2 separate regions of the Homo sapiens genome follow, and region 1 is linked to region 2. Evidence: chromatin loops called from intact Hi-C (ENCODE). Cell type or tissue: CD14-positive monocyte. All regions are shown on one strand. Links, peaks and the distances in the headings refer to the core of each region. The heading gives the core; the rest is flanking DNA.

Evidence for each region. A loop is a pair of places that touch in the nucleus more often than their neighbours do. Peaks named below come from ENCODE experiments on the same cell type or tissue, not always from the same donor. Only the 100,000 strongest peaks of a DNase experiment are listed, where the experiment ranks them.
Region 1: it touches region 2 in a loop (3-fold over the local background); 37 of 110 quality-filtered maps call a loop at or near these places.

What each region holds. Positions count from the first base shown.
Region 1 is chr1:157,930,641-157,933,560 of GRCh38, reverse strand. The region is part of intron 2 of LOC105371458 (a long non-coding RNA gene); the gene reads right to left. Among named protein-coding and RNA genes, the nearest start is that of KIRREL1, 62 kb to the left of the region's middle. In CD14-positive monocyte, for the core only: no CTCF peak of the experiment used is centred there; a DNase peak (open chromatin) is centred at 1,290.
Region 2 is chr1:157,578,927-157,581,846 of GRCh38, reverse strand. It overlaps FCRL4 (Fc receptor like 4), which reads left to right. Exons shown (of 12, transcript NM_031282.3): 7 at 203-316; 8 at 1,499-1,526. Among named protein-coding and RNA genes, the nearest start is that of FCRL4, 18 kb to the left of the region's middle. In CD14-positive monocyte, for the core only: CTCF peaks have their summits at 1,257 and 1,462 (motif pointing left); a DNase peak (open chromatin) is centred at 1,456; H3K27me3 peaks cover 1,438 bases.

The DNA of each region.
Region 1 (2,920 bases), core at 124-2,623, 350 kb before region 2:
ACTACATATCCAAACCTGAAGGATATGACTAAAATATGTTCTCAGGAAAATTAATGAAACAGTTGGAATGAGTACCAAGAAAAAATGGAAATAAATGAACCCAGTATTAATCTTAAGAACTTACAAAAATATGAACAAAATAATTCAGATGAAGGCAGACATTATGAGTAAAATAAAAAAAACCCTCACAATAAGGAATATGAATAAACTCAAAAGCTTTTCCATGAAAAGCATATTGATATGCCACTGAATAGCCTAATCAAGAAAGGAGTGGCAATGAATAAATATACATCTGAACACCTACATTGAATGGATACTTTTCTAGAAAAATATAAATTACTAAATTTTATGTAAGAAGAGACAGTTAAATAAAAAGAATAATAGTCATGAAAAAAATTGAAGCACTGTTAGGGAGCCACACCTCTAAACATATCAGGGCAGATGATTCCATACTAACTTTTTTTTTTTTTTTGAGACAGAGTCTCACTCTGTCACCCAGGCTGGAGTGCAGTGGAGCAATCTTGGCTCACTGCAACCTCCGCCTCCTGGGTTCAAGCAATTCTCCTGCCTCAGCTTCCCAAGTAGCTGGGATTATAGGCACCCACCACCACACTCAGCTAATTTTTGTATTTTTAGTAGAGACAGGGTTTCACCATGTTGGCCAGGCTGGTCTCAAATGCCTGATCTGAAGTGATCTGCCTACCTCGGCCTCCCAATATGCTGGGATTACAGACGTGAGCCACCGCTGCCAGCCTCATGGTAACTTTTTAAAAATCTTCAAGGGAATTGATAAAATTTAGTAGCATTCAAATTGTTTTTAAGCATAAAGAACTCTTTTAACATAATAAGAAATCAATATAGCATTGATATCAAAGTTTTTCAAAGAAAGAATGAAAGGCTACAGACAAATCCTCATTATAAATATCTGTGTAACCTAATGTAAATGATGAGTTAATGGGTGCAGCACACCAACATGGCACATGTATACATACGTAACAAACCTGCATGTTGTGCACATGTACCCTAGAACTTAAAGTATAATAAATAAATAAATATCTGTGTAAAAGTCTTATATAAGATACTACCAAAGAGAATTCAGCAGGATGTTAATATACATCACAGCCAGGTAGGGTTGAAACAATTATTTATTATTAGGAGATGTTAATGTAATCCACCATATTGTTAAAAGGAAACAAAAATAACACTGGGAAGATGTTTTAAAAATTCAACATGTACCTCTGATTAAACAGTAAATGAGTTTTGATGACTCATAGAGTGTGTTGCATCATGAAGCATGTGGCTTCTACCTTCCCTTAAGTCTGCACTCCCAAAGCTAGTAAAGGGCCTTTTTGAATCAATATTTATCTTCTTGAGAGGGAAGTTTTGTAAATACACATACATACATATATACATATATGTGCATGTGGTATGTATTTTCTATATCTATGGAATGTCTGCTAATGTTGCATTGTTAAATTGAATAAACACTAAAATAATATATAGATTATGGTACAATAAATTCAAATATATGTGTTAATATATGCTTATATATTATTTTACTGAAGAATATATAAGTGTTATTTTTATTCCTTATATGACCTTCAGGAAGTTTCAGAACATTAACAGCAGTTACTTCTGAGTGTTAGAATTTTGGCTGACTTTTATTTTCTTTCTTCTATACCACTTTTTTTCCAATGTGTTTTACCATTGTAATTTTTAAAAAATTGAAAAAATAACTTTTTTAAAACCTAGTTTATTTCCAAGCCATTAAGAAAGGAGATTAAGGCCGGGCATGGCGGCTCACTCCTGTAATCCCAGCACTTTGGGAGGCCGAGGCAGGTGGATCACAAGGTCAGGAGATCGAGACCATCCTGGCTAACATGGTGAAACCCTGTCTCTACTAAAAATACAAAAAAGTTAGCCAGGCGTGGTGGTGGGCGCCTGTAGTCCCAGCTACTCAGGAGGCTGAGGCAGGAGAATGGTGTGAACCCAGGAGGCGGAGCTTGCAGTGAGCCAAGATTGCGACACTGCACTCCAGCCTGGGCAACATAGCGAGACTCCGTCTCAAAAAAAAAAAAAAAAAAAAAAAGAAAGGAGATTAAATACCCATATTTTCTTTAATTTTGTCTGTTTTATATGTCCACATTTCTACCAGATGTAGGGCCCATTTCAGGTTATTTCTTGCTTGTTCCATCTCAGGCTGCCAAGGAGACAGTAACTGAGATTCCCAGCCAGGCACTTCTGGAAAAGACTAGAAAAGCCTGCTTGGCCAAGATGCCAATGTGGGGGACAATTTCACTAAGCTCAGCTTCTTTGGGAGTTGGGTTTTTCCCTTAATGCAGGTGGGGCTGAGACTGGCTCAGGAGAGTGGTGTTTACAGTCCTGCAGAGGGGATGGGGGAGCCACAAGTAAAGTCTTAAAGTCCATCTGGGGTTGTGGTGCTCTCCAGGCCTGTGAGGCCAGTGAGGATATGGGCCTGCTGATCCCCAGTCTCCAGATCTTCAAAGAGTATTAAGCAAGAATGCTATAGAGAAAAGGGGGAGAGGTGGTAAGGTGGGGAGACCCAGTAAAGTACTGTTCAGGCAAGCTTATAAGATCTCCCAGGAGAAGAGAGGCCCAGATTAAGGATGGATCCTGGCCCCAAGCCTCAGACTGGATCCCCTCATCCGGACCATCCCAAAGCAGCCCAGGGACTTCTTCCCAGACTTTGCTCCACAAGAGGTCTTTATGAGTGTGTTTTGCTTGATCTTGTCCTACTCTGTGAGGAAATTTGGCTAGATGGTATCCCACTTTTCTGACAAAGATAATAAGCTTTGGAAAAGTTTGCTACCTACATGGCTGGCTAGTCAGGGAGGTAAACCTCTAGCTCTGAACAGTTGACTCCAAATCTTGGATCCTTGCTAGTGCCCAGTACTGAGTC
Region 2 (2,920 bases), core at 221-2,720:
GCTGCTGTTTCCTCTTGCACTCAGGCCCTGGCCCACCCAATGTGAGCTTTTCTGGCCAAAACCTGGCCCAAGATGTCTTTATGAGACCTAGTCCTTTAGATTTTTCTCTCTTCCAGGGCTCGTTACCCAACCAAGCTGAGGAAAAGGCAATCCCAAACCCTGAACCTCTCCACTGAGATTCACACAGGTCCTTTCCCCTTAGAGACCCCAGGCAACAGAGATGGCCTTGTCGCCGCGGGAGCCACTGGAGGGCTGCTCAGTGCTCTTCTCCTGGCTGTGGCCCTGCTGTTTCACTGCTGGCGTCGGAGGAAGTCAGGTTTGTGCTCTTTTCTTTGCCACAGTTCCTGCCCTGTTCCTTCCCCTGAACTCAGCATGCAGACAGCCTTAGTGGCCACCAGGCCACCACTCCCAAGTCTCCACTCCCAAGTCTCCACTCCCAGCGTTCACACACACTCACGTCCGTCCCTTCCTTAAGGGGCAGTTTTGCAAACAGAAGCCATGAATGAGAGCTGCTCATATCTAGTCTGATTGGCTAAGTCTCAGTGAAGGGGAGGAAGAGTGAAATTTTTAATGTAAAGTTCCAAAAACTTTATCTGAACAGTTTACTTAGGCAGTTTCTTTGGTTCATATAGACTGGCCAGTTAGATACTTCAGCCTATCCTAAATCCACCATAAATGGAGATTCAGAATGAACTAAAGGCTCTGCAGAAATGATTGAGAATAAGAGCTGGCTAATTTTATCCTTCTGTCCCCTCAGGGGCTTTTCTGGGTCTGGCTTTTCAGGGGCTTTTCTGAGCAGGCTTGAGCCTGCCATCTGGTGCTCCAGTGGCCCCTCTCTCCTCAGGTCAGCCTCCCCTGCCTCTTGGAGATGGTCTGTCCCAGGCACTGTTTGCTGCGTGCTTCCAAAGACTTCTTGCCTCAGCCCACCTCAGGCTGGCTTTAGATGCCAAGAAACCTGGTGTAGAAGACAGGAGCAGAACCTTTTTCAGCTCTAGAATAATTACCCACATCCTTCAACTCTGTCTCTTAATTCAATTCAACTTTCCAGATTCCTGACAGCACCTTCTGTGTGTCCTGCATTGAACTGGAGGTAGGGAGCTTTGGACCTCTGACCAATTCTCCTTAGTGGGGCTGAGTCAGAGCCCAGTGCTCCTCTGGGCATGGCCACAGATGTTCCTCGAAGTTCACCCACAGCTCACTACTCTCCAAGTGACACTTTTGTTATATGTAATGTTTCCTGAGGGATTTCAACACAGACTTGAGTCTTAATAAATTCTCAGACAATTACATACTTAACTCAGGAGTGTGCAGTCCTGGCCTCAAAAAGTTATATGCTTTGTACAATCTTTTTTTCACCTCATTTTCATGAAAACCCAGGACTGGGCAGGTGTTTGAATTGACTGTCTTGATTACCTCTCTTAGATAGCTCCTGTTACATGAAGTCATTGAGAAAGAGCTCCCTCTGCTGACAAAAATGCGTCTTTGCTTTATTTTGCAGGAGTTGGTTTCTTGGGAGACGAAACCAGGTGAGACCTCAGTTTCTGCCATTCCTTTTTAGTTTCCCGAGTACACAATATGCAAAACTGTGGGGTTATGAAATTAGGTCAAGTTATACCTCTTTGGCCCTGTGGCTAGATACTTCCATTTTCACACTCCATGAATTTGTCAAAAATGAAGCTTCCTAGAACTTTGCTTGTCAGCTAATAGTTTGCAATACATGCAAAATAATAGATTTCTTATTTGATCTTAACCTACTCATCTAAATGGATAATACCAAAGGTTATAAAGTACAGAATATTTCTTGTACTATAATTAAGTTAGACAATGTGTTACTATAATTATGCATACAATGACTAGAGTCTAGATTTTCTACAAATGTTCTAGGTTTTCCAGAGAACTCTATGTTTCTAATAATCTTCTTTTTGCACCATACACGCATATATACTCATTAAACGTTATGTGCTTAACTTCCATTTGGAAAATACTGTCATCTTCCTCCTTCTATGTCAGTGTCTCAGTCTTAGGTAAGGAATAAGAGTGTGGATTATGTCTAATTCCTTCTTGGATTGTACAGACATTACAATGTAAAGACATTTTATGTATGTATGTATGTATGTATGTATGTATGTATGTATGTATGTATGTATTGTCACCCAGGCTGGAGTGCAGTGGCACGATCTTAGCTCATGGCAACCTCCGCCTCCCAGGTTCAAGTGAGTCTTGTGCCTCAGCTTCCAAAGTAGCTGGGATTACAGGCATGAGCCACCACATCTAGCTAATTTTTGTATTTTTAGTAGAGACCAGGTTTCACAATGTTGGCTGGGCTGGTCTCAAACTCCTGGCTTCAAGTGATCTGCCCGCCTCGGCCTCCCAAAGTGCTGGGATTACAGGTGTGAGCCACTGCACCAGGCCAACAGTAAAGTAAAGACATTTAATCACTACTTCCTGATGATGAAGAAGCCATTATGTATATATTTGAGACAGGATCTGGCTCTGTCACCCAGGCTGGAGTGCAATGGCATCATCTCAGTTTCCTGCAGTCTTGACCTGCCAGGCTTAAGCAATCCTCCCACCTCAGCCTCCCAAGTATCTAGGACTACAGGTGCATGTCACCATGCCTGGCCAACTTTATTTTATTCTGTGTAGAGACAAGGTCTCACTATGTTGCCCAGGCTGGAAAGCCAGTATTTTTTAACCAAACAAGAGTAATCATTCTGACTATGAGACGATGATTGTTACGATGATGTCAGAGACTCCCTAACCTTGTTTCCAGGCAGCCTGTCCATACCACAGCTCCAGGGTTTTTTTAAAAAGAACAGTCTCACTCTATATAGACCTATTGAAACTCTGATTAAACCATTCAGGCTTTCCAGTTCCCTACTGGCTGCTGACTTTCTCCAAATCCTCTTTCTCCTCTGCC